Linked DNA regions of Mus musculus: all the other regions are linked to region 1. Evidence: chromatin loops called from intact Hi-C (ENCODE). Cell type or tissue: heart. All regions are shown on one strand. Links, peaks and the distances in the headings refer to the core of each region. The heading gives the core; the rest is flanking DNA. Region 1 holds the start of 1700054K19Rik (RIKEN cDNA 1700054K19 gene). Region 2 overlaps Srgap3 (SLIT-ROBO Rho GTPase activating protein 3). Region 3 holds the start of 5031434C07Rik (RIKEN cDNA 5031434C07 gene). Region 4 holds the start of Lmcd1 (LIM and cysteine-rich domains 1). Region 5 overlaps Lmcd1 (LIM and cysteine-rich domains 1).

What was found. A loop is a pair of places that touch in the nucleus more often than their neighbours do. Peaks named below come from ENCODE experiments on the same cell type or tissue, not always from the same donor. Only the 100,000 strongest peaks of a DNase experiment are listed, where the experiment ranks them.
Region 2: a loop joins it to region 1, with 3 times the contacts of the local background. A loop is called at or near these places in 2 of 42 quality-filtered maps.
Region 3: a loop joins it to region 1, with 4 times the contacts of the local background. A loop is called at or near these places in 13 of 42 quality-filtered maps.
Region 4: it touches region 1 in a loop (5-fold over the local background); 13 of 42 quality-filtered maps call a loop at or near these places.
Region 5: a loop joins it to region 1, with 4 times the contacts of the local background. A loop is called at or near these places in 3 of 42 quality-filtered maps.

Annotation. Positions count from the first base shown.
Region 1 is chr6:112,207,845-112,214,238 of GRCm38, reverse strand. It overlaps 1700054K19Rik (RIKEN cDNA 1700054K19 gene), which reads right to left and starts at 3,531. Exons shown (of 3, transcript NR_027865.1): 1 at 3,475-3,531; 2 at 2,657-2,721; 3 at 1,720-2,049. In heart, for the core only: CTCF peaks have their summits at 3,094 (motif pointing right) and 5,328 (motif pointing right); a DNase peak (open chromatin) is centred at 3,568; H3K27ac peaks cover 579 bases.
Region 2 is chr6:112,778,274-112,784,667 of GRCm38, reverse strand. Srgap3 (SLIT-ROBO Rho GTPase activating protein 3) reads left to right here. Exons shown (of 22, transcript NM_080448.4): 5 at 3,610-3,795. Among named protein-coding and RNA genes, the nearest start is that of Gm26799, 82 kb to the right of the region's middle. In heart, for the core only: a CTCF peak has its summit at 2,768 (motif pointing right); a DNase peak (open chromatin) is centred at 3,097.
Region 3 is chr6:112,284,769-112,291,162 of GRCm38, reverse strand. All of the region lies in intron 1 of Lmcd1 (LIM and cysteine-rich domains 1), which reads right to left. It overlaps 5031434C07Rik (RIKEN cDNA 5031434C07 gene), which reads left to right and starts at 844. Exons shown (of 3, transcript NR_045987.1): 1 at 844-993; 2 at 2,329-3,377; 3 at 3,465-4,369. In heart, for the core only: no CTCF peak of the experiment used is centred there; DNase peaks (open chromatin) are centred at 2,722 and 3,272.
Region 4 is chr6:112,270,772-112,277,165 of GRCm38, reverse strand. Lmcd1 (LIM and cysteine-rich domains 1) reads right to left here and starts at 3,408. Exons shown (of 6, transcript NM_144799.2): 1 at 3,194-3,408. The coding sequence starts at 3,235. In heart, for the core only: a CTCF peak has its summit at 3,576; DNase peaks (open chromatin) are centred at 2,675 and 3,565; H3K4me3 peaks cover 1,799 bases; H3K27ac peaks cover 2,249 bases.
Region 5 is chr6:112,302,352-112,308,745 of GRCm38, reverse strand. It overlaps Lmcd1 (LIM and cysteine-rich domains 1), which reads right to left. Exons shown (of 6, transcript NM_144799.2): 2 at 3,609-3,697. Among named protein-coding and RNA genes, the nearest start is that of 5031434C07Rik, 15 kb to the right of the region's middle. In heart, for the core only: no CTCF peak of the experiment used is centred there; a DNase peak (open chromatin) is centred at 3,785; H3K27ac peaks cover 535 bases.

The DNA of each region.
Region 1 (6,394 bases), core at 956-5,955:
TCCATTCTGTTTTTCCTGGAAAGCTATCTACAACCCTGGAGTTGTTCCACTCCTGGGGATGTGTAGCAGAGACCAGTGTTGATGTTGGTGATGGCTCTATCAGAGTGTTTGAAGCCTAAACAATGAGTCCCCACATCCATCGCAGCACACTGCTGAGGTGTCCCCTTCACTTGACTATGATATGTAGCTTTCTAGCATCTCATGGGGCTTGCAGTCCATCCAAACAGAAGAAGTAGCCTGACAGTCTTCAGGAAAACATCAAATCTTTCTGTTGGAATCACTAGGAGACATTCTAGTTCATTGAAAATGGTCTTTGAAAACGTTTCATTTAGAAAAAAATTTAAAAGAATGTCTATGTATGAAACTAAGAATCTTACAGTGTGTTTTTTCTACCTGGCTGCTAGGAAGAGCTTAGGTACGTTTGTTGCTACTCATAGATTCTGGGTTCTCTATTCCACTGTATATCTTATTTCTTAATTCCTTTTCCTTGTGAGAATTCATTAATGCAGCATTTATTTTATTAGCAACATTATGATCTTTTTAAAATACAAGCTATTTCAGAGCTCTTTTCGGGAGGTATAGAGCACAGATTATTGATACTAGTTAGCCTGTTGTTGCTCCTGCCAAGACAGCGCTATCCACCAGCTCTCTTAGATATTCTTCAGCTGATTCTACTTCCCTCCTTCCACCTCCTTGAGCATAGCAATTGGACCAGCCTCAGCCCCAGCCCCAGCCCCAGCCCCAGCCCCAGCCCCAGCCCCAGCCCCAGCCCCAGCCCTAGCCCCAGGCACAGGGCAGGCACTCACTTACCACTTGATTATGCTTGCTAAGTTTGTTCATACTTGGTCCTCTGGATTAGAAATGGTCATGAACTAAGATACTTGGTTCATTTTAGAATAAGGGAAGGAGCAACTGAAGCAGGGATCCTAAATTGGTAGCCTGGGCAAGGGTTGTCACGGTCACGGCTGTGTTGTATTTCTGTTTTGTTTGGCTGACCTAGTACTTCAAGAGGTGACATAGCAAGTCAGGGGGGACAATTGGTTACAAACCAAGTAGCTAAGCTTTGCCATTGTTTTCTCTTTCAGGTTCACTCCCCCTTACCCCCTCATTCTTCGAGTTAGAGACACTTGGCTATTTGGTTATTTGCCCATTCCATCAGAAGGCAATGCACGCTTAAAAAAAGAAACACATTTCCCAATTATAGGAAACACCAAATACTACAGTCATTCCAGGTCTCTAAAGGGAAGTGCTTATTTTAGTTATTTCTTGCTTACTTGGATGGGAGAATTTTAATAGGAAATTGTCCAATTAAACAATCCAAAGCCAGTCTCAAAGTTTACCAGAGTGCCTTGAACTCTGCCGATGCACAGCATTCTGACTTTTGAAAAGAGTCTTAAGTTATGTGTCTGCACATGAGTCTGGGGAGTGGTTGTGTGTTTGTGTGTGCCTGTGTGGACGCAACTGCAATTGCCACTAGAAAAGGGCAGCAGAACACCTGGAACTGGAATTACAGATGGTTGTGAGCTGCCATGTGGGTGCTGGGAACCGGACCCTATTCTTTTGCCAGACCAAGTATTGATAATCACTGAGTGATCTCTCCTTCCCCGATGAGTGAACTCTAATAAATGATAATTATCTAGGTGTAAACCTGTCAGTCATTGGGGTTCCTCTAGCGAGAAGTCACTGCTCTAGTCTGGCAAGGTCATGAGCAAGCTGTCCTTTGTTCTTGGAAAGTTTATTATTATCCTATTCCATAGGTATCAAAATATGTCCTCCTGACCTCTGTAAGAATGATAATTACACCAGGCTGTAAATGTGTGTACCACAAGAGGAAGTACAGTTCACCAGGCCAACTGCTCTCCACTCTTAGTGTGTCTAGCAATCACCTTTGTGGCTTGTTCTCCTTGCCATTTCTGAGTCCAGTGGCTACCACTCTTCAGATGAGGTAATGCCTGCATCTTGCATACCTAGCCTCCATGGAGAGAGTCTGACACAGATAGTCCCAGAATTAGTTTAAGAAATGCAGAAGGCAGGCTTGATCTCAGTTATCTGGAAAGAAGGTTGAGACAGGAAGGTGGTAAGTTCAAGGCCTACCCGGGCAACTTAGTGAGACTTTATCTCAAAAAATCAAGAACCCAACCCAACCAACCAGCCAAAAACAAACAAACAAACAAACAAACAAACAAACAACAAGTGGATAAAGCACCCAAGATTTAAAAAAAGCAGGAATGATTCAGAGAATTGAGTTCTTGAAAGTCTGGGCATAGATATCTTCTGAAAATGACACTGAAGATGTAGGTGCCTGGCCTCTGTCCCCTGATGATCTGATTGAGCCGATTTAGAACTAGGCCCAGGAACCTGCTTTTGTATTAGTCACCTCAGGCTAGGGGTCAGGAGGACATATTTTGATACCTATGGCATTGGATATTAAACTTTCCAAGAACAAAGGACACCTTGCCAGACTAGAGCAGTGACTTCTGGCTAGAGGAACCCCAGTGACTGGCATGTCTATACCTAGACTGTCAATTCTATAGGCAGAGGACGCAGAAGATGTGGCTTAAGGGGGGGGAGTGGTTTATCAGCTGGTAGTTTAACCAGTCATCTGTGCTGGGGAAGTCAGGGTAGCTTTGATTTTCTTCATGAGATGTAGTATTACCTGAAATGAGAGCGCATGGGCAGACAGCATGACTCAGCTTGAAGCTGCAGATTCAATTCCAAGCACTGTGAAAAATAGGTTAAGAGCAGTTAAGAGCAATGAATAGTAAGCAAGATGGTGTTCTATACTTGTGTGCAGAAGGGAAGTACTGCACATGTGGGTTTACTGCAGTAGAAAGTGAAAGTAATGTTCACCGAGCACCTACTGTATATCGGATCATATTAATTTCATTCCTTAGCTGTTAAATGCTCACATTGACCCTGTGATGTATACAAGATGGGTTTATTAAAAGATGATATATATATCATATATATCATATATATATATATACATATATATATGAATTTACACATATGAGTATTTTACCTACATGTATAAACTTGCATCATGTATATGCAGTACTCCATTGAGACCAGAAGAGGGCATCAAATACCCTGGAACTAGAGTTAAAGACTGCTGGGAACTGCCAGTGGGTGCTGGGAGCTGAACCTGGGCTCTCTCAAGGGCATCCAACGCTGGTGAAGGTAAGTAAACTGAACAGAAAGGTACCGACTTCCTGTTTCTTTGTCAGAATGACTTAATGTCTCTTCAGGTACCAGTGCCTACAAGGTTACATACTATGAGAGCACAAGTATAATACAGTCCTCCCCCTACATCTTACGATGGCTCTCTCTCCCATTGGGCAATGCCCTGGTAATATGGGATCCAAGCGTTGCACTTTCCCAGCGTAACACTCCCCCTGGAGCCAGGCCAGTGCAGCTCCCAGATGACAAACTGTTTGCTCTGTGTCTCTGGTATGCGCCTGGTGTAATATTTACCAACTGGTCGGCTCTGTGGACAGAGCAAGCCCTGAGACTGTCTGTGTTTGCTCCACTGTGCTTCCTGGCTGGGACCATTTCCATGGTAACAGCCCTTCCTGTCAGCCGGCTTGAAGGAAGGCACAAAGGACCACACTGTTGGGAATTGCTGCCTGTGGGCCCATGGGCTTCAGTTTTTCTCTTGGCTCTTTAACAAGAGGAGCAAAGCCTTCTCCTGAGCACTTCCTCTTTACTTTCCTGTGCCCTGAAAGTGATCTTTCTGGCTTTGTGTTTTACATCCTGCAGGAAGGCTAGGTTCTGTGATTAACTGGTGGTGAGGAGGGCGGGGGTAGGGGGTAGAGAAGTAGGGATGAGCCACAGAGGGATGTAATGGGATCCCGTGGTTTGGTTTTGTTGGATTTTGTTCACTGTGCAGCAATGCAAGTTTGACCTGCTGGATGTTTTTCTCTTCTGAAGAGCTCACTCACCTTCCTGCCCTGTTTCTGATTTAGAAAGTTCCACTGGCTTGAAATATCCTTCCTTAACCCCAGCTCCCTCTTCCTAAACCCTCCTCTGGGCAGAAAGTCTGGTGTCTCTCTTATCCCAGGCTAAGCCTTCATCCCTTTATGGTCTCACTGGATGCTCCCCCAACCCCTGCCACCAATAGGCCCAGTGTGGCCTGTGGAGACCAAATACCAGCCATCAACTGGTAGCCACTTTCACATAGTAAAAACAAACAGGTGACATTAATTTTAACAGTATATTTTATTGAGCTAAATATATCCCAAATATTATCATCTCTACAGGCAAACAATATAAAAATATTTAACTTTCTCTCTTCCCACTGAGTCTCCAAAATCTGGAAGGCGTTTTACACTTGGCACACATCTTGGTCTAGACTAGCCACATCGCCTAATGGCTCCTGGCACTGGGGCTAGCCTGCCCTTCAATACCTTTCTAACCTCTCCTGATGTCGCAGTTTCCCAGAGCACTAGGATCCCCAAATCCTGTGGGATTTCCATATCCCTGTGCCCAGGTCTCAGCTGTCACCATTCTGGTTGCTCGGCAGTCATTTCTCTAAGTGGCCTTGAATTAATCTTTTAAATGCCATGATGTGACTTTTCATGTCACTTCTCCTGGACTCTCTTCTGCACTCCGCCAGCTATCTCTGGGATGGAGCTCAAGTCTGTATCATAAGGTCTTCTCTGTTACAGGAGCAGGGTCAGAACAAGCATTGGCCTCACATCCTGGCCATTTTGGGGTCTCCCCAAGAGTGTTTGCCTGCACGAGTGAGGATACTAGAGGTAGGATCCTGCTGTCACTTTACACCACTGCTGTTCTTCCTCTCCCTGCACCTCAGTGGGCAAGTGTGGCCCTAGCTAGACATTCCATGTCTTTCCGTGTTTTCTTTGTACCCTCATTTTTGCTTACTTCCTGGATCAGACAAAACACACAGAACATATCATACAGAGCATAGATGACTGACCAAGGCAAGTATTCCACCCAAGTCTAGTGCAGTGAAACGGTGGGTTTATTGTGGTTACTTCAGGAACAAGGGTGCGTTACTTCCATGAATGATGAAGACAGCAGTTAAGGACTCCAAAAAGCTGCATCCTTAAAGGTCCCTTCCCAACTTGGAGGCAGCTCCATGGAAGATAGGAGAGTCTCCTCTGCCCCAGTAATCATTTACAGCCTGTATATTCTTGGGAAGTGGGGGCAGTCTTGTAAATCTCAGAATTTTCCGAATTTCCCAAGTCCTGAGTTTGATGAGTTGCCTTTATTTTAAACCACATTCAGTTTTATTTTGTGTGTCACCTGCTTGTCTTTATTTGGACCATGGGTAGGCAGTGCCTACTGGTGGCCAGAAGAGGACACCAGAATCCCAGAGACTGGAGTTACTGACAGTGTGAGCAGGCGTGTCGGTCCTGGGAACTGAACCCAGGTCCTTTGCAAGAGCAGTCAGTGCTCTGAACCGATAAGCCATCTCTCCAGCCCATGTTCATCATCATCTTGAGCCTTGCAAGCTGCATTAGGTCATCACGTCTCATGGGCCTCCCCCATCACCCTCTAGGCAGAAATGTTTCAATTTAGAAGAGATAACTACACCACAGAGTCATGCTATCCAGTGGGAAATGACATTGAAAGATAAAACCCACTGATGAAAACTACAGGTACAACTCCTCCAATAGAGCGATGCAAGTAAGAGTAATCAATGACGATCCGAAGTTTACCCATGGAATCTGAAATGACTCCTTTAATGAGATGTCTGTGCTCCCAAGTCCATTGGTGCACTGGTCTCACAAAGGCAAGAAATGGGAGCAGCAGAGGTATTCACTTGGCACACAATGGGCAGAGCAAATGTGCCACACCTGCATGATGGATTACTGCCTAACCTTGGAAAGAAGGGAGTTCAGTCATTCGTTGAGAATATTAAAGTAACTGGGCAACATCACGCCAGTGATATGAGTCAGGCACAGTAGACACAGTGTGTTCTCACTTCTGTCTGGAATTTAAAGCAACTCAACTTAGAAGCAGAGGGTAGAGTAGTGGCTGCAGAAGTCGGGGTCCTAAGAAGATGGCAGGGGCCGGGCGGGGGGTGGGGGGGGGGGTAACAGTCAAAAAGACTCTTGGGAATGAAGAGATGGCTCAGTGGTTAAGAGCACTTGCTGCTCTTGCAGAGGACCCGAGTTCATTTCCCAGTACCCACATAGCAGTTCACTACAGTTCTAGGGAATCCCCTGTTAATATCTTTTGCTTCTTGGGGAAGTAGCATTTTTCCTCCACTAGCTGTTAGAATCTGCTCTTGTAAAATTGATGGTTAGGATAATGGGATGTAGGGATGAAAAGAGATGCTTGTATTTGTTATGGTGACTTGTGGGCTTGGTGGCCCAGTGGCTTTCAGTCATATCTCTGGGATATGTGTCATGATGTAGGTGCGAGT
Region 2 (6,394 bases), core at 651-5,650, 570 kb before region 1:
CTTACTGTTATTTTTATTGTTACAGGTGGAATTATGTTTGTGTGGCTATCTTCTTTTGGATTTGTTGAAAGATTATTTGCTTGTTTTTGTCTAGGGTGTAATTTCTCTCCTTGTGTTGGTATTTTCCATCTATTATCCTTTGTAGGGCTGGATTTATGGAAAGATATTGTGTAAATTTGGTTTGTCATGGAATATCTTGGTTTCTTTGTCTATGGTAATTGAGAGTTTTCCTGGGTATAGTAGCCTGGGCTGGCATTTGTGTTCTCTTAGGTTCTATATGACATCTGCCCAGGATCTTCTGGCTTTCATAGTCTCTGGTGAGAAGTCTGGTGTAATTCTGATAGTTCTGCCTTTGTATGTTACTTGACCTTTTTCCCTTACTGCTTTTAATATTCTTTCTTTGTTTAGTGCGTTTGGTGTTTTGATTATTATGTGGTGGGAGAAATTTCTTTTCTATTCCAGTCTATTTGAAGTTCTGTAGGCTTCTTGTATGTTTATGGGCATCTCTTTCTTTAGGTTAGGGAAGTTTTCTTCTATAATTCTGTTGAAGTTATTTACTGGCCCTTTAAGTTTGGAATCTTCACTGTCTTCTATACCTATTATCTTTAGGTTTCTTCTTCTCATTGTGTCCTAGATTTCCTGGATGTTTTCAGTTAGGAGATTTTTTTGCCTTTTGCAAAAAAGGACATATGCCCCACCCTAGTGTATAGCTTCTGAAGGCCAGTCACTATGCACATCTGTTTATAAAGTACCTATACATCCTCCCGTCCAAATGACACTAGGAGAGCATGAAGACACCCATCCTCTCCATAGACACCAAGGATGTTATAGGATAGTTGGGAATCCAAGTTCTTCTGAAGTCCTATGGACTTTAGGATTCTGTCATCCCTTTGCATGGTGGAAAAAGCATAGTAAGAGGGACCTACAATCCTGTGCTCATTAGACTCCCACAGTGGGGTCGGACATCTTGGCTTTGAACCTTGACTCCAGCAATGCTAGTGTTTTGACCTCAAGGAAGATGACTGAAGTGTTTTTAGGTCCTCCCTATAAATCAGAGTTCACAGGTGCCTTTTCATGGTTTTTGTTTTTTGTTTGGTTTGTTTTGGTTTGTTTTTTTTTGTTTTTTTGTTTGTTTGTTTGTTTGTTATTAATGAGAAATACTGTGGTGGATGTGGGTGCTTAGATCAAGGTTCATCATGTAGGAGGTGCTCAGTAAGCCTTATGTGACATTGCTGTTTAAACTGATGTCCCACTGTCTCCAAGAGTGTACTAAGGATGGCTTGAAATGCTCCTTCAATGGATGCAGATGATAGAAAGATGCTTGTAAACTTTGAAGTACCAGGCAAGCTTAAATACAACTTTACATGTCCTGAACTGGAACATCAAGTAGACTCTTGTAGGCTATTGAACTAAATTCTTACCCTACTGAAGTCTGTGTTTCAGGTCCAGTTGGTTCTGGGTATCTGTCTGTTTTGCACCTGTGGAAATATTCAGAAAGAAAAGTCTACACTGAGCATGAACAGACTTTCTTCTTACAATTATTCTCAGTAACTACTACATACTCAGTAATCTACTTACATAACATTTGCATTCCATTAAATATTGTACGTGACCTAGAGAGGACTTAAAGCCTACAGAAGGACACACTTAGGCTTTGTGCAGTTGTGGTACTGTTTATATAAGAGACTTGAACATTTGCAGATTTTGGCATCCATGAGGCAGACTGAGAACCAGCCCTTCATGAATACCAAAGGATAACTGTAATTAAATAAAGGCAACAATTGAGGGTTCCGGCATAAATCAACTCATTTCTGAGAGGCCTCTAAATACACTCTTCAGTGGCAGCTGTCTGCCATGTCACCATGTGCAGTTGGGTTCCCTGTTATCTTTGGGACCAGCCATCAATGGGATCATAGACAGTTGAGCCCCAGGTTCTCGGGTTTTATTCTTCATGCATGGGAGTTTTAGAACAGCCCAGGAAGGATCCTGGGAAGTTTGGCTTGTAGGGCATAGGAGGAGCATTGTGTGGCTCAAGGGTGTGTGTGTGAAAAATTGAGGTAATGGCAGGGGGTGGGTGGGGTGGGAGGAAGAAACCGAGGCAGGTGGAAAACATGGGAAGCGGAACACCCATCTGGGATGCTGCCCTGGTGCAGTTAGACAGATGCACATGTGGATGGCTGAGCAGAAGATCCAGCATGGCGTTTCTCAACCTTTCCAGTACTGTGACCCGTTAATACAGTTCCTCGTGTTGTGGTGGCCCCCCACCATCAAATTATTTTCATTGATACTTCATAACTGTAATTTTGACACTGTTATTATTATGCAAATACATGATATGTAATAGGTGGTCCCTGTGAAAAGATTGTACCCAAAGGGTTTGACACCCAGGGATTGAGAACCATTGATCTAGACACATGTAGAAATGCTTCTCCCACCCCAATGCATTACCCAGTGAGGATGATAGGTTGATGCTGAGATAAACAGACTTGGAAAGCTGAAGTAGAAAAGTTGATGTAGCAATCTTCACTGAACCCAGGAGGTGTGTGTGTGTGTGTGTGTGTGTGTGTGTGTGTGTGTGTAGATACAAGCAGCAGAAGCTGAATGCCTCTGAGCAGAGAGGGATCGTGGAGCATCTGAAGGGACAACTGCAGTAGGTGCTACCAACTCTTGACTATCTTCAATGCTTGCTGTGAACCACAGCCTAAAGACCCTGGGAACAACAGGACCTTGTCGCTCACCTGGAAGGCTGCACTCATTCCTTCTGGCCACTAGATGTCAAACACGTACCACTGACAATATTTTCTGGGCTGTGGGGTTTACAAAGAGTGTCCTGGAACTGGCATACTGGAGTGGATGAGATCAGTGAGAAGTGGGTTCTCAAAGCCCTGGGGGAAACTACTAAAGTGAGCCCTGTCGGGTGGGCTGCAGAGGAGTCTCCATCAAGATCTGAGAGGAAGCGCTGGCTACGTGTCTCATTCATAGGATGCTTTGTAAGCTTGGAAAGGTTTCAGGATGCAACTTCAGGCTCAGAATTCCCCCTGTTATAATCATATCCTGTTTTGTAATAGAAGCTGAGCAGCAGAGTGCAATTTGCTTTGTTGGAATTCTTTGTATAGCTAAGGTTGAATGTATTCCAGGGACCGCAGAGTATCTATTAGGTTATGTAACAGGGCCGTGTGCAAAGCCCATTTTAGGGCTTTTCCATTGACTTCAGGGTGGAGATAAGGAAGAAGGATACACGGATCACGTCTGGCAGGACTAGAGAGGATGGCCAGCAAGAGCCTGGCTTACCATATCACTTGTAGGTTGTCGTGGCTCTTCTTAATTTTTTGTTTATTAGCTCATGCTTGACACTTAGTAGGGCCTCAGTGATGTGATGATGATAATGATGATGAGGGTGATAATGATGTCACTCACGATAAAGCTGTTTCACCTGAGGAGCATCTTCATTTCCAGCCCTAAGGGACTCTGTGCAGAAGTAAAGAGGCTAAGGTGAATGTGTAATGGGAAAGCAAGAGTTCTGTGGCCCTTGGGGTGGGGCCAGGGACCACAGAATGTACCGTGCTGAGCCATAATGGCCTATTGGTTTCTTGTACGCATTGTCCTCAGGTCATGAAAACCTACCACATGTACCATGCAGAGAGCATCAGTGCAGAAAGCAAGCTGAAGGAGGCTGAGAAGCAGGAGGAGAAACAGTTTAACAAGTCAGGAGAGCTAAGCATGAACCTGCTCCGGCACGAGGACAGACCCCAGCGCCGCAGCTCCGTGAAGAAGATTGAGAAGATGAAGGAGAAGGTGAGTGAGAGGAATGGGGCAAAGCACGGAGAGGAGAGCGGTGCTCTCAGCCGCTCCTCCTTCGCATGAAGGATGAAGGAGCCTGGCCTGGTTCCATTTGTGTGGCTGGGATAAAACATCCTGACAAAAAGCAACTTAGTGGAGAAAGAGTTACTTTAACTCACACTTACAGTCTACGACAGCAGAGATATCCAGGGAGCAGGTCCTGAAAACGGTTTCTCATATCACATCCACAATCAAGGGCAGAGAGGATGGAACACATGTGCTCACACAATTGCTCGCTTATGCTAAGCTAGCTTGATTCACTTAACAAAGTTCAGGACCCAGCCAATGAGGTGGTGTCACCACATTCAGGGTGGGTCTTCCCATCTCACGTCACTCAGTTAAGACAATCTCCTCTAGGCGTGTCCAGAATCCAACCCAATGTAGACAGTTCCTCATTGACACTCTCTTCCTGGGCAATTCTGGGTTGTCAGGTTAACATTTAAAGCCGTCACAAGTCTGTTGTGAAATTGCCATTGCTGTGTCAAAGACCATAGCTTCAGAATCACTGTGTATGGGTGCTGCAAGGCTTTTTGTAGGCATGGTGGAGGGAGCTCAAGATTTGGAGCCTGGGGTTTATTCGTTTGTTTACTTGCGTACATTGTATGCAAGTGTATGCACAATCGTATGCAGATGTGGTCCTCACCGTCTTGTGTCTATGTAGAGACCAGAGGGTGACATCAAATACCTTCCTCTATTGCACTCTGCCTTCCTGTTTGAGACAGGGTCTGTCTCTGAACCTGTAGTTCATTGGCTAGACTGGCTGTCCATCAAGCCCCCAGGAGTCTCCTGTCTCTGCCCCTCCGCCAGCTCTGGGGTTACAGACCTACATTTAGTTTCCACATGGATGTCAGGGATCCAAACAGGTCTTTATGCACACACAGCCACCACTTCACCCACTGAGCCCTCTCTGCCACCTCTGAGCTGGGGTTTTAAATGCTACATTAACACTGATCCCTGAGTTTCAGTTGTTAAATCTGATAAATACGTCTCATTGCTCATGTTGGCTCTGATAAATTGATAACGGCTGCCCAGGATGCTCTATTGAGGATTCTGAAGCTATATCAAGGCTTAGCTGAAAAGGTGCTGAGATCGGTTAATGATGTCTGCTATGGCCAGAGAGTTTTGAAGGGCAGGACACATCTGTGACTTCTAACTCTCCTTTCTTCTTCAAAAGCTATAATCTTCTTGCTGAATCTCTATATCCATCTATTCCCCAGCACCAGGAAACATTTGCAGAGTTCTTCTATATGCCAGCCACTGTGTCTGATGTTTATCTGCTCTTCCATGGGCCTAACTCTATGATTATAGGATCCGTTAGAAATTACAGACTGGATGGGAACAAAACCCAATAGAACCTGGGTAAACAGGGAAGCATATAAAAGTGTGTGTGTGTGTGTGTGTGTGTGTGTGTGTGTGTGTGTGCATGTCCTGGTATAATTTTTGAAATTGAGGAAGACCCAAAATCCAGACAAAGATGTCATACCAAAATGGGCAATAAATAAAGTTGAATAGACATTTCTTTTTTTAATATTTTATGTCTATGGGTGTTTTGTCAACATGCATATATACACCCCACTTGTATACCTGGTGCCCTCAGAGACTAGAAGAGGATTCATATTCCCTGGAACTGCAGTTATAAGCAGTTGTGAACCACCATGTGGGTGCTGGGAATCAAACCTGGGTCCTCTAGAACAGCCACTGATCTTACCTCTTGAGCCATCTCTTTAACATCTGAATAGACAATCCTTAGGACCCTGTCTAGGTGGTCTGTAAATACAGAGCAGTCTGCGTGGCATCACTAAGGATGAAGGAAATGTAAACAAAAACCATAGCTCAATAGTGCTTCACAAGCCACCAGAAGGACCACGATAACAAAGGCTGGCAGGAAGAAGCAGGGATGCAGATGTGGAAATCAGGGAACCTTGCACCAGTGTCAGGGACAGGTTGTGTATGTGGGTGGTTCTGTCACTGTGGAAAGCCATCTGGTTGCTCTTCAGTGGACCAGGCTACCATGTGTCTCAGTAGCACCTCTCCTGGGTGTCTGCCCCTGGGGCATGAAAACATATTTGTATAAAAATTTGTATGTGAATGTTCACAGTAGCACTGTTCATCATACCCAAAAGATGAAAACTACTTGAATGGAACTCAATCATGAAAAGGAATGAAGTCCTGATACAAGCCACAATGTGGATGAACCCCAAAGTGAAAGAAGCCAGACACAAAAGGCCACATGCTCTACAAAATAACTTATGTAAAATGTCCGGAATAGACACACCGAGAGACACGGGAAGTAGATTGTTGGTAATCTGAGGAATTGGAGGAGAATGAGAGTGTGGCTGCTCACTGGGGCAAGGTTTCTCTCCAGAGGAAGTGCCTGGGTGGAAAGATACTGGCTAAGATTGTAGAGGCTCATTCCTGGTGTAGTCATATGCTAATTAGCAACTTGGCTCCTGGACAAGCCACTTTTCTTCTTGAGTTCTCATTTCCTTGCCTATAAATAGATGAGTTCAGCTAAGATGCCATGACTGTCCTTTTCAATTCTAAAATGAACTCA
Region 3 (6,394 bases), core at 418-5,417, 77 kb before region 1:
GTAGTGAGACTCTGTTCCAGGCTTTTCCATGAAATAGAATATATACAAGTACCGGGAAATTGTGAAACCCCAGGCCAATCCATGGGTTTGTTAAGCTGTGCAGACTTTCTCTGGCATTGCTGGTCTTGGCACGTCACTTTGGAATATCTCTTTATCCATTCTTGCTGTCAGTTGCTCACAGGGTGCTGGAGAAGTTCTGTGCACGTTGGGGCTTATGGCATTGAACATAAACCCTGGACACTATTCATGCCACCTATGTAACTCTGGCAAGCACTTGCTGATCCTTTCAGTCTCAGGTTTTTCCATTTTAATTATACTTTCATATATTTGGACACAGGATCTCATATATCACAGACTGGCTCTGTAGCTGCAGGTGACCCTGGACTTCAGGCCCTCTTCACCTCCTGGATGCTGGGATTACAGGCCTGCACCACCATATTATGCTTTATTATATGTTTTGTGTAATAGTGTTGAGAATAAAACCTAGGACCATCCGTACATGACAGTCATGGAACTCTACTACTGAGCTAATCCCCAGTTCTTTTCATCTTTAAAAGTGAATTATAGTCTTTATCAGCTCTATGGGGTGGATGTTAAGAATTACACATGATAATACATGTAAGATGCTTTGGAAAACACAAAGTGTTTTGGAGATCAGGGAGAAATCAAACATCAGCTGTTTACAGAACCCTGTCTTCCTTCTTTGTGGACTTTGTATTCTACATACCATCTGTGTGACTATCTACTTATTTATAGTTACACAAATCACTTTTTGAAAACTTGTTTCATGAAAAATAACTTTACTCATGAAGTGTATTTAAAATAGAAAGCAGCTATAGACATAGCAAATGGGAGCTGGAGAGCAGGTTCAGTGGTGAAGAGCACTGCCTACTCTTTTAGACGACCTGAGTTTGGTTCCTAGAACCTACATGGTGGCTTGCAAACATCTGTACCTCTACTTCTTGGGAACCCAACTCTCTTTCCTGGCCCTTGGTGAGTACCAAACATGTAATGGCATTCAGATATGCAGGTAGACAAATACTCAAATACACAAACATTTAAAAATAGATATAGATAAATCTTTTAATAATACAGTAAATAATGAAACGACTATGTTAAGTTCTGATGATATGAAATTACCTTCTGAACACTTTGGGTTTGTGCACTATGACTTTAACATGAATCGGGACAAGTGTTTGAGAAGTCAGATATTTTAGTACTGGAAGGAGATTTTTCTCCCTGATAGACTCAGAAGGATTTGAGATCTGAAAAGGGAGGTAGGCTCTGGCCAGTGTTCATATCTGTGTATTGACTGAATTCCACCTATGACCAAATTCATGACCTAGACTTCATAATGTTGAAACACAGTAGGAAAGGAGGGAAGACATAGGGTTAAGTATCCTATCCTTAACCTTCATCAATGATTGAGTCTGCAACTGAAGCAACTATTTCATCCTCTGAGCCTTAGATTACCCCCTGTAAAAGCAGGTGTTTGTAAAAATAAGGGAAACTATGGCCTGGTGCCTATGCTGCACAAGAGAGGTCAATAGACTTTATGCAAGAACAAGGGCTCTAGTTCAGCCTTTCACATGGAGAGGAGGCCACCTGGGCTCTGAGGAATAGGAGGTGGTCGATAATAAACCAAGAAGATGCTTTGGTGACATTTCTTTACCAGCAAAGAGAAGAGGGCTCTTGCCTAGATTATGGGAGGCCCTAAGTACAAATTGTAGAAAAAAATACAACAATAAAAGTAATTACTTGTAGTATTTAAAGTTTTTTGGTATGTGTGTGTGATGGGTGTTTATGAATGTGTAGGTGTGTGTGAGAGAGGGGGGAGGGGAAAAGGATGGGGGATAGAAGGAGAGGGAGAAAGAGAGAGAGCACAGAGGATACCTTACAGTGTCATTTCTCAAGTACTGTCCACCTTATGTTTGAGATGGGGTCTCTCATTAGTCCCCAACTTTCCAAGTAGCCTAGGCTAACTGGTCAGTAATCTCCAGAGGTGCAGCTGGTTTTTTTGCCTACCTGGTATGGGGATTATAGGAGCATGCCAACATGCCTGGTTTTTGTAAAAACCATGGGCTCTGTGGATGGAACTCAGGCTCGCATTCTTGCACTGCACCAGATGAGTGATCTCCGCACCCCAGACTTTTTAAAGTAATATTTAAAACCCATCAACGAACAGAGCAATTTCACCCAGCAAAAATTTTAATAGAGTTATCCATGCTTTAAAAATACTATTCACCATGGTCAGTGTGGTATTGAAAGCTTGGCTAAAGTTATAAAGCACTAAGCCGCAGCATTGATACTAAGGTTTTTTTCTTTTAGGATGTAATGCCAACTCACGATAAGAAGAAATACTATGGTCCAGAGCCTTCTTAACATCTCGTGCACTTCAAAGACTCTGCAATTGGCAGTGATTCTAATGTTTCCCTAAGCTTGGTCAAGGTGGTTACAGAGAGACAAACGTCCACAAATTCTCACAGATGGAAGTTTTCCACTGGCCTATTTTGGTATAAATATTCATCAAGGGCTAGAAAATTAAACTAGATATGGGTCTGAGCTAGAAGCAGTTTGGCCTCAATTTCAACTTTCAGTCACCCCCTCAGGAGGGCAGGATCTTCTGAGATGTGACTGCTGTTGTTTGGAGACCAGGGCCAACTGTCTCCCCAGCCTATGGAAACCCCTGGTTTGTTCTCAGGGGAACTTTGGCTGGAGAATGGCGGCTGCTGGATTCACAGGAAGGTCCGGGTTGGTTCCTTGGAAACCAGAACTATATCAAGGTGTGGCTCATCTGTATCCTGCAGCGATTGCTTTGGAAGATAAGCTTGAGGGAAGATAATCTGAGTCTGGTTTAGAGTGCCTCTCACTTTATCTTTCTTTAGGTCTTAAGACGTCTCTTGGGTACCATCGAGGGCAGACATCAAGGTGTCTGTCTCCCTCTACTCCTGCATCTCACTCCTTTACTGGCTCTGGTTTTGGCTCATCAATGTAAAGGCCTATGAGTCAACAGCACAGCCACATGGGGCCCCATGGATGGAAGAGAAGGGAGTGGCCTTTTTTCTCTCTTCCACATCTGTATCAACCATCCACCCCCATGTTCTATTTTCCTTCTTCTCCTCCTCTCAGGAATAACTGTGTCTGTCTAGAGATGGAGCAAAGCTGCCCTTCCCTTACCCCATTCGTCCGCAGCTTTCTCTTACTTCCTGCTTGCTCCACCCACCACACTGCCACGCCCTTCCTGTGCGCTTCCATAACAGGGAGCGCGCCGAGCGGAATGAGGCCAGGCAGAGGATTTCCGTGCAAACAGGATATTGTGGTGCAGGAAATAAAGCATGCAAGACAACAATGGCAGATGTCCCTGGACCACTCTGAAGGTAACACATGAGCTCAGTAGGAAAGCAGATGGGTGCTAGGAGTTCAGAAGACAAAGGGCCTGTTCTGAATTGCAGGCCTCATGGAAGATGGGTGAATGGAGAAGAAGGCCCTCTCTGCAAGTAGGGGTGTGCGCAAGAGAGTTCCGTTTGGAGAACCAGTGGCAGATCATTCAGAGGAGGCTGGATACTGCCAGGTACATGACTGAAGAGGGACCATCAGAGAAATGGTAATTCTGGACTAATAATAGAAGGGAGCTTTCAAAGCTCCAGCAGCAGCTCCTTGAGACAGACTTCTTCTTTAACGTAGCATCCACCAGGCTGTTACAAGAACGTAGCCTTCAGCCCCACTGTCCCCTGATCATCTGTTCACAGACCCATCTTCCTTATTCTTAAATACTGTCTCTTCAAACCTTTAGCAGAACTTCCAAGTAAAATTTATACAGCGCTTCCCCACGTTGTTGCCTGGGTGCATGGTATACGTGCCCGTGTGTGCCCATGTGTTTGCCACGGTGTCCATGTGGATGTCAGGGGGGCAGCCTTGTGCATTGATCTTCACCTTTCACTTTGTTTGAGACAGAGCCTCCTGCTGTTCACTGCTGCATTTGCTAGACTAGCAACACCCACCTTCCAAAAGGATCACAGTGATTGCAGATGTGCCTGGCTTTCGAGTTTAAAAATATTCAAAAATCTCAAGTATTCACTTGATTACTTTATATGTGTATTCCTTAGGACCACTATCAGATAAAATACAGAAACCCTGCATTCCATGAAGTTCCCATGTGCTCCTTTCTTGGCAATAACCACGTTTTAGAAAGATAGCTACTAGTCTGTCTTCTATCTTTGTAGACTTCTTTCCACTCTGTTCAGAACATTATACAGGAGAAATTCTATGGTATTTTATAATTTTGCTTCTTCATTTCTCTATTCAAAATGTTTAAGATGACCCAGGTTTTGCATACATTAAATTAAAAAAAAACTGCTTAGCTTCTGTTATCTAAGTATCCATTCTCATGTTGATGAGGATTTGAGTTGCCTACAATCAAGGGCTGTTGTAGATAAAAATCATTCCATACACGTTTGTCTCAGTGTTTATGGTGGATACCCATGGTCCTTTCTCTTGGACACATACATAAGAGTAAAACCTTTATAGAGTAGATAGATATTAAACCCCACCAGAAGTTACCAGTAGCTTCTAGTTGTATCATTTTATAGTCGTCCCAGCTATATCACGTGACTTCTAGTTGCTCCACTTCTTTCCCAGACTTGGTAATGTCTGCCTTAATTTCAGCATTCCACCGAGTATTCAACACAATCACATTATGCTTTTACTTTGTATTTCTTTTAGAAATAATGATATCAACCCCATCTGCACATACAAGCTATTTAGGCCTCTACTTTTGTGAAGTACCTGGTCCAGCCTTTGTTTTTAGGGACTGGAGATATGGCTTAGTGATTTAGAGTACTTGTTGCTATTGCAGAGGACCCAGGCTCAGTTCTCAGCACCTACATGGTAACTCCCCAACTATTTGGAACCCCAGAACCAGGAACTATGATGCCCTCTTCTGGTCTTTGCAAGCATCTGCATGTGTATGGCACAACACTGATGCGCAGCTACCCATAAACATGCTTAAGTAAAACTCTTTTTTAAAGTTGGCCACTAGGAATCAGTTTGTGGAAGAAATCTATATATTCTGGATACAACGTTTTGTCAAAAGCATCTATGTGTAGAACACTTGGAAAGCTTTCTCTTTGTAGACTATCTCTCACCTCTTGGTGGTGTCTTTTAGTGAGAGCAAGGTAATCTTGACAGACAGCTCTCTCATTTATTTATACATACTCCCTCCAGATGAGAAGTCACAGAGGCACTATCTGGATCACGATGTCACTGTTCTAAGCATTTCAGATGGCAATAAACCATGACCACTCTGCAATTAAGAAATATGTTGACCAGGGACTTGGGAAATGGCTTAGTTGGGATGATGTTTACTGTGAAAGCATGAAGATTTGATTCCTAGTACGCACATAAAAAAGCTGGGCTTGGCGGTATGTGCTTCTCAGCACTGGGGAAGTGGAGAGAGTGCTCACGGCCCTATGTGTGCATACACATGTACACACACACACACACACACACACACACACACACACACACACACACACATACACACACACACACACACACACACACACACACACGTGCGCGCGCGCACACACACACACCAACCCCTCAGTCTTCTCAGGTTTTGTGTTCCTAGCTTCCCCACCTTTTTGTTAAACTGGGAACAGCAGTGCTGAGTTTTCTTAAGTATTACCCAAGAGTGTGGGAGGTTTTCTCTTAGTAAGTCACTAGCACTTATGGTCCTCTGTCTAGCTTTTTCCAGGAACAGGATTGTAGATGGTATATCAGCACGTGATGATAGATGGAAAGAATATCCTTCCCACACAGAGAAATGACACGACTCACAAAAGTGGTCTCTGGACCAAGCTTAAAGGAAGTCTGGGGCCCATCTCCCTCAGCTGAGGACTTATGCTAGGGCTCCGAGAACTGGGAAGTGATCCTGGAAATGGAAGCCTCATCTTTTCACCTTACCATTGTGGAAGACTTGGCAGTAGAACTGGAAATGGACTTTTAGGAAACAGCTGCCTATTCAGTTTTGAGCTGACCATGGAAGCAAAGAGAGCTACTGTGGAAAAGCTGCAGAGAAAGAGATTCTAGCTCAAGAGAAGGAAGAACTATTGAAGGATTAGAGATGCTAACAAACAAACAAACAAACAAACAAACACAAAACCAGATTTATTCAAGAGGAAAAAATATTCTCATCACTGCCCACTTCATTCTGCATTGAAGGTTCTGGCCATGGAGGTTAGGAAAAAAATAGTGTTTTACTTTGTCTTTGAGGCAGGGTTTCATGTAGCCCAGCTGGACCTCAAACTTGCTATTTAGTTGAACTTCTATCTCTACCACAGGAGCCACACCCCTGGTTTATGCAGTGCTAGGGATGGAACCCAGGGCTTTACTC
Region 4 (6,394 bases), core at 477-5,476, 63 kb before region 1:
ATGTAAAAAGTGAGAAAGAGTTCCACCATGCCCCCAACTCTCTCTCTCTCTCTCTCCCTTGTGTGGTGTGTGTGTGTGTGTGTGTGTACTCCTTACTGACTGACCATCCAAGTTCAGAAGGAAAGACCTGATTCTACATAAACATACTTCCTATGTGTTGGGTGAGAATGAAAGCAACGCCATTGCTCTTTGCCTCCGCTTATTAAGGGGTGCTGGGCACAACTAGCTTGGGCATAGCCGAATGCAAATTGGTTTCTATTTACTTGGGACAGTAAAACTAAAGCGTGTATTTTCTGTATCCATATACCATCAAATTGTATATAATCACCAAGCATACTAATGGCTGATTTTGTGTACCTTGGTGTGTATGTTTGCCTCTGTGTGTATGTTATGTGTGTGCAGTATATATGCATGTTCACTTGTGTGTGTGTGTGTGTGTGTGTGTGTGTGTGTGTGTGTGTGTGTGTGTGTAAGTGCCTGTGATAGCCTAAGGCCAACCTTGGGTATTTTTCCTCCAGGGCTATATACTTTGTGTTTTTGAAACAGGGTCTCTCATTGGAAGTCATCAAGTAAGTTAGACTGGATGTCGAATAAGTCCTAGGGATCTGTCTCAGGGTCAAGATTGCACATATGTGTCACGGCTCTTTATGTGGGTGCTAAAGGTTGAACCCAAGCCCTTAGGATTATGTGGAAAACACTTTCCTAGTACCACTAAGGGCTGATTTTCACCAAGTGATCATATGCTGAGCTTTTAATATACATCATCTTGCTGAGTACCCCAGACACCATGAGAAGTTAACGCCACTATTGCCTTTCAGTTTTCAGAAGCTTCCAGGACACCAAAACAGAAGTTAGTTTCCTTGCCCTAGTGTCTGGATAGCAAGTGGTGGAGCTGGGATTTGAACTCAGATCTGATGCCAAAGCCCGTGGCAGTAAAAAAAAAATTAATAATCACCTGAAGGACAAATTTGTCCTGGTGATTGGTTCCACCTAGTTACAGGCATTTGGTCTTCTTTGTTGCCAAAGAACGTTGGCAATTTCACTATGCTCAGGGACATGCCTGTCCTGGAGAACAATCTCCTTTCCCAAGAGAAAAGCCAGGGATGGCTCAAGAGCAGTCAGTGGCTTGGGACTGTTCCCCACCCGCTGCCCCTGTGGACAAGAGCATGCAACCCACAGAGAGAGGCTGACAGTCACATGATCTCCGAGGCCACTCCAGTTTGGGATTTTATACTTTTTCTTGAAGACCGTTTTATGACTTCCCAGCTGCTGGGGATTCCCACCCCTCCCAACTCGTGGGGGACAGGGCAATGGGGACACTATGAAATCCATGTTAAGCCCTTTCACATTTTGTAAATAGGTCTTTTGCAGTCTGAAACTGATTTAGAATGTCTAAGTGCAATTATGCTCTCTGAAGCCAAATGTTATAACCCACCCCTGACTGCTGATTTTTAAAGTAAATATGCAATAAACTCTTTTCGGATCTTGATAGGACACAGTATTTGTCAGCGCTGAGCCATTTCGCAAGGCCCTCTTGGGTTCCCTTCTCTTCCCTCCACTCTTTAGGGTGAAGACATTGGTTAATCCACCCCCTTGCTGATCTTCCCCAATGGTTAAAATTCCAAGAGGTAAAAGATACCCACCCTTTCATCTTTACCCACTTCATTCTTTCTCTAAGCCTGTAATTGGATCTAAATGGAAAATAAAACCTTCGCAAGCCAAGGAAGTTGGCAACAGACGGTGACATGAAGAGGAACATGTTCCATCTCTAATCCAGAGAATCACACCCTCCTATGCAAGGGACAATAAAAGCAAAGCTTTCTCTAAGTGTGGCCTGGGCTCTTGATGAAGGGGAGGGATCTTTATAGACTTCATCTCACATTCTAGGATGTCAACCGGCTTATAGCAACACACTTGCAAATCATTGACCTCAAACACATGGGGAAAGAGAGCAGGAAAAGTGAAGTCCATATATAATTAGAGACTAGCAGGTATCCCCCACACTCAGGTCTCAGTGCTCTGTGAATTCTGGATGAGAGATGACACTTGATTCTGCAAATAGTCTGGTGAATGCATCAGGGAGATGCCCAGACTAAGTCTGATTGGATGCCATGTGCAGAAGGAATCACTAGGCTCAGGAGTGGGAGGGCAGGAGGTCTGGGGCTTCCCCTCTCCCACCTCCATTCTCCCTGAGCTCTACGGTCTCTTTTTCTCTCCTTTGCTTTTCTACCTCCCACCAAATGTCAGCAAAGGAGAACTTTGCCCTGCAAGATTGAATACTCTGAGAGAATAGCTTAATAATTACTGCTTGGGCATGTTAGCCTACATTATCAAGATTGCTGTTAAAAGTACTGGCTGTCTCTCCTCCTTACATTCTAGATAGGGAAAGAGCGGCTAAGGATTTGAGTTTATCGCTGTTGTACAGCTAAAATGTGCCAGACCAAGGGCCAGGGTTTGAACATCTCTGTCCCCTGCAAGCCACCTCTCTTTCACCCATGCCTCTTATTTCCCCATCTGGGAAGCCATTGCTGCTTTCCTGTCCCCTACGTCTTCTCATAGCCCAGTCTTCTGCTTTCAGTGTACCTCAGGTAAGCAGGCAGCCAGTTTAGAGCTGTAGGCACAGCTGCTGGCCCCGCCTGCAGCAATTTACCCGTGACCTTCTGGGCTCTGGGCCAGCCCTTCTTGAAAGGGAAACGTGCAGACTCTGGGGACAGAAATTAGTTCCCCTGAGCTAGAATGGCTGCTATTGCCAACTGCACCAAAAGAAACTATTCTGTGTGCTGGGGAAACCACACAACTCTGGGAGGCTAGCGAAGGGGGAGGGGCTGCATCACAGTCCCCCAACCTTCACTAAAGGCACATCAGGGGGTTGGAGGGTACAGGCAAGGGAAAGCCAAGACGTTTCCCATGACCACAAATAAGCGTCTATTCCCTCCCTCTAAATTTTAACTTTAGTTCACCTTTAATCAGCATCAATAAAGAACTACGGCACAGTGCAAATACTTTCTTAACAATGGCTTTAAGGGCAATTTGGAGAGGGGTCAACCTGTCACCTCAAATAAGTATTGTCACCTATTCTGTTTTCTGTGCTTTCTGTGGATTTGATGCAACCATTAAAGTGTCCCTAGGTACTCAGTGCGTCTGAGAGCAGTGGGATCTGAAGGATACAGGAATACAGAGGGGTCTCGCTCACCTTTTGCACTCCAGGGTTGAGGTCCTTAGCCACTTTTGCCATCCTGGCGGTGCAGAAACAGCACCTGGCTTCTCAGGCAGGGGCCAGAGGGAGCGCGCAGCCTGGACAGCGCTGCTGAATGGCCAAGTTCAGGTTCCTTTGCCTGTGTGCAGCCGGCGGCTCTGTGCTCAGAGCCGCGCCGCTGCCCGCTTTAATTGGAGAGCGGGACTCCCTCTAAAAAGTGACCAGCCAATGCGCGTGGACACCCACTCCAGGCCAGCCAATCAGAGCAAAAAGCTGCATCCCTCCCTTAGGGTGGCCTCTGCAGGGAGGCTGAGAACTTGGCTAAACTCTACCCTGACGTCAGCTTAGCCGGCTGCCCTGCCACCTCGGGCTCACAGCTGTCCCCTAGGCGGCAGGAATCCCTCCCCACGCCCTTCTCCTTTAAAGGGCAAGGAGCAGAGGGAGGGGCAGAGGAGACCCAGGCAGATCCATTCAGGTCAAAAGAGAGAGCAAATAGGAGAGCCAAGGTATTTTTAGAGAGCTGGGTCCAAAAATAAATGCTGAGCAGTGCTCTCTGCCCACCTCTTCCCCCTTGTCCCAGGGGGGTGCGCGGGGGCAGGTGGTCTCCAGAAGCCTCAACTGACCCTAACCTGGCTAAGGTCTCTAGTAACCAGAGAGAAAAGACTCTAGTACATTATCATTTGTTAAAAACAATAGCCACAAAAATTTTTTTAAAAATTTAAAATATCTTTTTTAAAAATAACTTTTAAACTTCTCAGAGGAAGAAAACAATATTCTTTCTCTCTCTCTCTCTCTCTCTCTCTCTCTCTCTCTCTGTGTGTGTGTGTGTGTGTGTGTGTGTGAGAGAGAGAGAGAGAGAGAGAGAGAGAGAGAGAGAGAGAGAGAGTGCATGTGTGTGGAGGTCAGAGAATAACTTGTGGACATCAATTCTCTCCTTCCACCAAGTGGGCTCCCAGCATCAAACTCTGGTCATCAGGCTTGGCAGCAGCAAATATCCATACCCAGGGAGCCGTTCCCATATTATAGCTTCAAAATTATTTTTATGGTTCCAACTGAGAAAACGAGGAGAGATAGTCAGGTGATCAAAGGTGTGCTCTTCGATAGGACTTGTTTAGTCTAAAACGGTGAGATCGGAACTGGCCCCAGGGGTTGGAGCACGAGACTGTAAAGGATAGACTGTGAAAATTAGTAATTAAGTCTTGCAAGTCTGGATGAGCAAAATCTATCTGTTTCTCACCCTTGGAATGAAGTATCCATGAAACATCTAACAATGGTTTCTGTAAGTTGGCCAGGCTGTTTGCTCCGGAGCTCACGTTGCTCTCGGAGACTGCTTTCCCGACTTCGACTCCCCTGCCACAAGAGAATACAGAACAGGTACCTTTTTATCCAGAACAATCCTGCTTCACCTGTCATGAGGTGAGGAGGCCTTTCTACAACCCACATGGGCAAAATCTCCTGCCAGAAACTGGGATTCCAGTGGGTGAAAGTGAAAGATTGCCTGCAGGAGATCCAATATAGATCTTAAAGTATATCCTTCAGTCTTCTAATCAGAGACTTCCTATTGCTGAGTATTTAACCTGTCGTGCTCTTCCGGAGTCGCAAATCATCGCCAGTCCCTTCTGCCCCAAACCATGATTCCCTTTCCAGACTCCTGGAGAAGGTTTTCCATTGGTGACCTTCCTATATTTCTTTCTCATAGGTGTCTGCTACAATTAGTTTGGCTAACTTTGACTTTTGTTTTTGTACCTTTGACTACAACCATCAAGCATATAAGGGAAGCTCAGAGCACATTAGTTGGATAGATGAATGGTTGGATGGATGGACGAATAAAGACCTGGAGATCTAGTTCTGAGTGTGTGTGTGTGTGTGTGTGTGTGTGTGTGTGTATGAAGAGGCCAGAGGACATCATTGGCCATCGTAAGTCCCAGCCACCATTGATAAGGTCTCTCACTGACCTGGACCCTGTCTGGTAGATTAGGCTAGCTGGCTAGTGAGCTCCAAGAGATCCACCTGTCTTTGTCTCCCCAGTGCTGGGATTATGAGCATGCCATAATCTCATGCCTCACCAGGTTTGGTTTACATAGGTTTGGGGGACTGAGTCTAGGTCTTCATGTTTGCTAGGTTAGCATTTTACCAAGTGATCTCCCTTACTGGGATTCTGACTTTTTTTTTTTTTTTTTTTTTTTTTTTTTTTTTTGGTTTTTCGAGACAGGGTTCCTCTGTATAGGCCTGGCTGTCCTGGAACTCACTTTGTAGACCAGGCTGGCCTCAAACTCAAAAATCCGCCTGCCTCTGCCTCCTGATTGCTGGGATTAAAGGTGTGCACCACCACACCCGGCGGATTCTGACTTTTTATTAACACCAATCAGGACAGGCGAGACCAACAGAACAGGCACACTTCGTCCATTTTGTTCTAACTTCCAAGGTGGGTTGTGTGTGAAATCTTAGAACTTCACTAACATTTCAGCAGAAGTGTGGCCCTGGATGGAAGTGTTCCCATGAGCAGCTCTCTCAGTAGCAGATCCTCAGGACAACAGCGCTAAAGAGAGACATCATGCCAGAAGCTTTCATGTTTCAGAGCAATGAGAACAGAAGCCAGGAGGTGTAACAAAGGCAGGCTTTATCCCTTTCAGCCTGGGCAGAGACCTTCCCAGTGATGTCACTGGCCACTCCTGTCCCAGCCACTTTTCATTTTCCTTGTCTTGAGAAAGCATTGTTCTGGACATCCTGGTAGTTGCATTAACCTCACACTGTGTAGTTTCAGCCTTTCTCTTCTCCTTATCTTTACCTCTGGCTCCAGGAACATTTAAGGATGCAGATGCCACACCTTCTCAGGACAGAGCACTAAGCTACTGTCTTGGGTGCTCTGTCTTCTAATATCTAGAGAATTGCTTACCATGGGCAGACAAGAGATCCCTGCTGTCCTGTAGAACCTGTCCCCATCCCAGCTCCAGATTCCAATTCCTATCCTTTAAATCCTTCTGCAGACCTATGCAGTAAAGGAAGCCCCATAGCCATGGACTTTTATGGCTGCCAAATTAAAGCTTGTGTCTGTTCAGTTACGAGGAGGGAATGCGGCCACTGTATCTCAGCTTCACTAGAGCTTTGAGATACCCACCACTACCACCACCACTACCATCACCAACACCAACACTATACCACTTCTTGATCTTCTTGTTCTCATTCTCCTCCTCTTTC
Region 5 (6,394 bases), core at 716-5,715, 95 kb before region 1:
TTATCCCAGCACCACAGGAGAGAAAGACCTTAAGGGCATTGCAGTCTGTACTTGAGAAGTCGATTCTTTTTGGTCTCACAGAAAGGAGTCTCCTGTAATGTATAAGTGGGCATCTCATTCATTCTGAGAGGCAGGCTACAAGGTTGGTGATGGACTGTGATAATCATTTTCACTTGAGAGATGACAACAGCAGACTCAGACAGAAAAGCCTAGTATGTTGGGACACTGGAGAGGTCTGGCTATAAGCCCTTTCTGATCCATTTGACCGTCTGATCTCCTTATACCCCACAGGTGACACTGGATGTGGAGGTTGTTCTGGGCTGTTTTGGTTAATGGGGGATCCCAGGATGCTGCCTAAACTGATGGCAGTGCTAACCATTTGAGGTGGGGAGATGTTAACAAACAGGAGGATGTAATCTTTGAGATCTCTTGCAAGCATATTCATGCTCTTACCACTGGGCACACTGCTGCACTGCAATAGATGAGGAAGCCACTCTACCCTAACTCTTGTCAGGTACCCATATCGTGAGGGACACATTCACACCCCAAAAGAACCTAAGTGCCATTAAAGTGGCAAATTCTCCTCTCTTTTCGGATAACTGGGAATTGTATCCTGTTCTGTATTAGTTAAGTCTACTAGTTGCAGGCTTTCCCTTCAAACCAGGTTGACTAAAGTTCAGTCATTTAAATATCTGTTGGGATTCGAATATAAACTACCCTTCTTCAACTCAGCTCATGTGTTTGGACAACTGACTCCAGCTAATGGTGATGTGTGGAAGATTATAAAACTTTAGGGAGCAGAGCTTTGCTGAAGGAAGAGTGTCACTGGGGGGAGGGAAGGCATTGATATTTTATAGATGGTCCCACTTCCTGATTGCTGTCTCTTCTGGACTGCCCATGCAATACAATGGGCCAGCCTCATGCCCCCACTGTCATGCCTTTCCCACCAAGATGGACTGCATACCTTCTAGAACTGTGAGCCCCCCTCCCACATTTCTTCTTCTTCTAGAGTTGCTTCTGTTGCTTTACAATTGTAAAAATACAATATTTTCAATTACCTACTGTGAAAACTGGGACATGAAGCTGTGTAGAAAGTTTACTCCCCACCCCCGTTGAGATGCTGCGACATCACTGTATCAACCTGGGTTGGATTTAAGCTCCTAGTATGGCCAAGTGCAAGATGGCATGTTCTAGGTTAGACCTCCAAATACAATATATGCTGCTCAAGAAATTCACTTGGTTTAAAAACCACGGGCTCGGTGATAAGGAAACATAAGGCTTAAAACAACACCAAGAGACTTCTGCTCCAAGGAAGCATGAGGGATGGGGACAGACTTGTTCTGTCTCCATAAACAACCAGACAAACCAAGCACATACACTAGAGGACCCTTTTAATGTGCTGGGCAGCAGCAGCCCAAGACTGAGCCTTGCGAGGGAACACTTACCCTCTGTCTCAGGTACAGAGACTATCTAGCTGTCCACAGAGAGTTAAAGAGACCCCTCAATATTGTCTGGGACTCTGATGGAAGAAAGATTAGGACCAGTAGAGCTGACATGATGACTAAGTTAACTTCCTTCAAGGCCACACAGTCTGCTCAAATGGTTAAAAAAGGAATAGATGAACCTTGCTGCTGGGAGCAAGTGAGGGAGGAAGTTTCTTAGTGGATAAAGGCCTGGGTTGTTTGACTTGCTGGGTCCCTTCCATGTGGAAGAACACGTGTGCTCCTCTGAGGCTGAGGTATGTCAGGAAATGGAGTCAAGGAATGGGGCAGAGCTTCAAAAGCTCACAACCCACGGTAGTGCAGATATTTAAGAGCTAGAGGCTATGTTTCCTTTAAGCCTAAGGTCACACCATGCCATTTAGTAAATTCATCCCAGTCACTCACTGTACTTGTACATATTTGCAAAAAGGAAATACTATCTAATGTATAATATTGCTTCACTATTTCAAGATAGAAGCAATTGCTCATTATTAAGTAGGCTGATTTCTTTTGAGATAAGGGCTAATGTATGGCAGATATTTTTCAACTGCAATCTCATAGATGTCAGCATCTTAGGGGTCACCTGGGGAATTTTGATCCGTATTAAATGCTCAAGCAATAGTAAGGCACTAAGAACAAAAGCTCTTGGTTTACTATTGCATTCTGTGGAGTATATCCTTCCAGTCCGTGGTGGCAGCGGCAGTCACCAGGTTGCGCCCTGCATAGTTCTAGAGCCAACATCCACACTGAGGCTGATGTGAAGATTTCTGGGCCATTATGTTGATTGGCAGCTTCAACATTGTTTCAGAGCCTTCGGTGATAAAAAAGGAAAGGCAGATCCAGGAAATCTAGTTGGACCGGGCACTCCTAATGTACAGATGTGAATTACAGGTCCTGGTCTTCACGTACTGTGGACAGAATGCCTTTGACTCTGTGTGTGTGTGTGTGTGTGTGTGTAAGAGAGAGAGAGAGAGAGAGAGAGAGAGAGAGAGAGAGAGAGAGAGAGAGAGACAGAGAGAGACAGAGAGACAGAGACAGAGAGAGAGACAGAGACAGAGAGGGAGAGAGCATGTGTGTAAAGTCAGAGGACGACTTTTGGTGTCATTTCTCAGGTGCTGTCTTCCTTGTTATTTGAGAGAAGGTCTCTCATTGCTCCAGCAGTTGCGACAAAGGTTATGCTGGAATTTGCCAAGGCTAGCCTGGGTAGTCAGCAAGCCCTAGGGATTCTCTTGTCTCTGTCTCCTCAGAGACACTTGAGTTTGGGGAAAGAAAACCAAGTTCTCATGTTTGCAAGGCAAACACTTTACCAACAGAACTCTCTCCCCAGCTCTACCTTTGACCTCCATTTTAGGACCCACGCCTAAGTTAAAACCCACCCCAGAGAAGCTGCTGAGGTAAGAACAAGGCCACCTTCAGATCAGAGAGGGGACAATCCTTCCCTAAAGGCACCCCCAAATGCATCTTCCCATCGACATCTATTGTGCCTTGTATGTAAAAACATCTCCAACAGGCTCATGGGTTTGAATCCTTGGTCCCAGCTGGTAGCTCTTTTATATGGTTATAGAAATTTTAAGTGGAGGAGCCTTGCTGGAAGAACCGGGTCCATGGGAGTGGGCCATGGGGTTTTCATAGGTCAGCTCTACTTCCTATCTGGCCTCTGCATCCTGTTCCACTAAGATTTGAGGAGTACCAACTGCATCCTTGTCACCCTGGATCCCCCTCCTTTCCATGCAGATAGTATCTCCTCCAAACGTGAGCCAGAAGAAACCCTTGCTCCCTTAAGTTGCTTCCTGTCAGAGGTTTAGTTACAGGAAAACAAACAAACAAACAAACAAACAAACAAACCAACCAACCAACAAAGCAAATCAAAACAAGGGTATAATCCGCGCTGGACCAGAAAGCATCTACCTTGACATGGTTTATGAAGTGCAAAGTATTTTTCCTTACGCTCCTCAAGATCTTTACAGCATCCGCTCATTCCTGGATTAGGACAAGCAGGAAGGTTCATTCCCCAGCTGCCCTTCCTAGCATGCATCCTACACCGTCTCAGCAGAGAGAACCACCCACAGTTTTGGAAAGGACAGTCAAGAAACAAAAGCAGACAGTCTCCTTGACAAAATCCATTACCTCCACGAGTGAGGCTCGAAGCCGGAGCACATTCCCTTGCACCGCAGACAAGCCACTCCTCTTGCGGACTGCTGCTGGCCCAAGGACATCTGGAAAAGGAGACAGAGAGAGGGTGTTTTCCTTCACACTGACCTCTGGGAGACTTGGCATAACAGCAAAGGGACTGTGTGGGGGCTCAAAGGGCTCCTGATCAATATGCTGCCACTCACTGTTTACTGGGAACAGAGAAGAACATCCGGGAATGGGGCCATCGGCGGCAAGTGTTGAAGGGTGGGGCCCTTCCTAATAAAAGCTCAACTGGGGCTCACTGCCAGGCTCCAGGGCTGTCTCCAAATGCCAGAGCTGTCTGGAAAGACTTCTATGAGGGGTCATCTGCTCTTCTCCACACCTTCACTCATTCCTTAATCTATCTATCACTAGAACGGAATCTTCCAGAGTGCCTCTTCTCCCTCATTGCCTTCTGATTTATTGGTAGGATGTGACTGGACCAACACTACGGGCACATACAAAGGAACAGGCTCCCAGACATTTATGACTCTGAGAAAGACTTAAATATTTTGCTCATGGACCAAAAATAATCTCTTAAGCATTTGAAATTTCCTTTGGAGGCAGGGCAACACACAGGGCTGGTTTTGTTGCTGCTATGGATGCTGTGGTTAGATCCAGTAGTTCTCACGGGGTTCTTGAACCAGCAACCTTACACACAAGTACACAAGAAATTCAAGAACCCCAAAGTCTGACCCTGACTCCTTTTCATTAGACTGCCCTTTAACAGAATTCTCAGAAATGTATTACATTAGAATTGGAGAGGTGGTGGGTCAGTGATGGATCTGCAGGTTGAGAAACTTAACCTTGCTTTCTCCTGGGGAAGAGAAGACTGCACAGAGGTGTGTACTGTCTCCTCAGAAGCAGGGCTAACCCTGCTAGAAATGTAAAGGAATGTAAAGCCCCTCATTTTAACAAAGGCATGGATGATGCCACAGCATTTAATTACCGCCTACTCTGTGCCATGCATGGGGGCTTTAACATTAGACTCTGAGTGCCCTAAAGGATACACAAGCCAGGGGCCATAGAGAGGGAAGCTCATACATTTCACTCAATTTTGCAAACTACTGCTGAGTAACAGCAAGGGCTGGGCCAGGGAGCCAGACTGCAAGTCTAGCTATGCTAACTGCTATGATTTGGACATGAATGTCAGAAGTATGGAAGAGGGTGTCTGTTAATAAACCCTTATGGGAGGACGAAGTAGGTCACCTGGGGATGTAGACTGTGCAGACTGAATAGACAGAAAGTGGAGAGAAGAGAGCCCTGACAGTGGGAAGAGCAAATGGTAGAATAGATTCTGTGGTGTGGTCATCCGAGTGTGCTCTGGGGACATTTCTGGCTCACTCTGGTGTGTGTGTGTGTGTGTGTGTGTGTGTGTGTGTGTGTGTGTGTGTGTGTGTATGTGTGTCTATGTATGTACCAGGATGGATATTGTCTCACCTCAGGCATAATCCACATTGTTTGTTTGAAAAGATCTTACCCTGTCCTGAACTAACAAAGCAAGCTGAGTTGTCTGACTAGTGAACCCAGGGTATCTGCCTGTTTCTACCTCTCCAGCTCTGGGTGTTACTATATATATATATCTCACACCACACTGGCTTTTGTTTATGCGGGGTCTGGGGACAAAACTCAGGCTCTAATGCTTGTAAGGTAAGAATTTTAGTGACTTTTCTATAGCCCTCTGTTTGGTGTGGTTTTAAAAGGTATGCAAGTGTTGCGGGGGACCTGGTGTAGCTTGTGAGTGAACCTACCCTCATTGCCAGTGTTAGGTCAGCACAGTGATTCCCTCACAATGTCTTTCTCAAGCAGCCAAATCTCCCTGCAGTGATGGCTAGCTCCACCCGCCTCGCCTGGTGACGACTGTTAACAGTACAGTTACAAACCTGCTTTCTTTTTCAGATGCACAGGAGGGGACAGTCTAGTGGCAAGTGTTCAGAGGAAAGGGTGTTTATCTTTGCGTCAGATTAGTACTAGAATCATGTTATCCCCTCCCTCACCGAAGTGGGTCTTACCATGTGATCTAGTCTGGCCCCAGACCTGAGATCCTCCTGCCTTAGCCCCTCCAGGGTTAAGATTACAGATCTCTCTGCTAAGTGTGAGAGCTGAGATAGCTCAGAGCACTAACCACCTCTCTAATTTGGGGGCCATGCTCCGTAGAGAGGGCTTTGCTCCGTAAAGCTGTTGTCCTGTATCCGTTCTGGCATGCACCTCCTCCCCTCCTTGAATCATACCAGTTAAAATACAGCAATCTTTCCACACTTAATATTTGAGTGATTCCAAGTTTACTTAATTCGAGAATAAGGCTTTATTGTTGGAGTATGTCAGGTATCCCCAGAGGCCTGGAAACAAGGCATCCTCGAGGAAGCATTTCGTAAGTAACCCAGCAGGCCTGAGCAGAAGCGATCTTCTAATGAGGGGGCTATTTAACCTTCCTTCCAGGAGGGGATTAGTTTTAAGGACTGATCTGGACTTGCGCTTCAGTGTGACTGCTGGCTTCTGTTTGGTTGAGAAACAGTGATGTAAGACAGTTGTTCTTCAGCGTGTCAGCCTGTGATGTGGGGACCAGCCTCACTGCGCTGGGTCTGGCATTTATCAGCTATGTGTGTGTGGCTGGATGCAAGCCGTTGTTCTGCCTAGATTAGGTTCCTGCTTTGTAAAACTAGAAAACCACCTGGGTGGGGCTGCCTGGCTTGTGTTCCCCGCAGTACTCAATTGTGAGGTGTTACAGAGATGTTAGTATA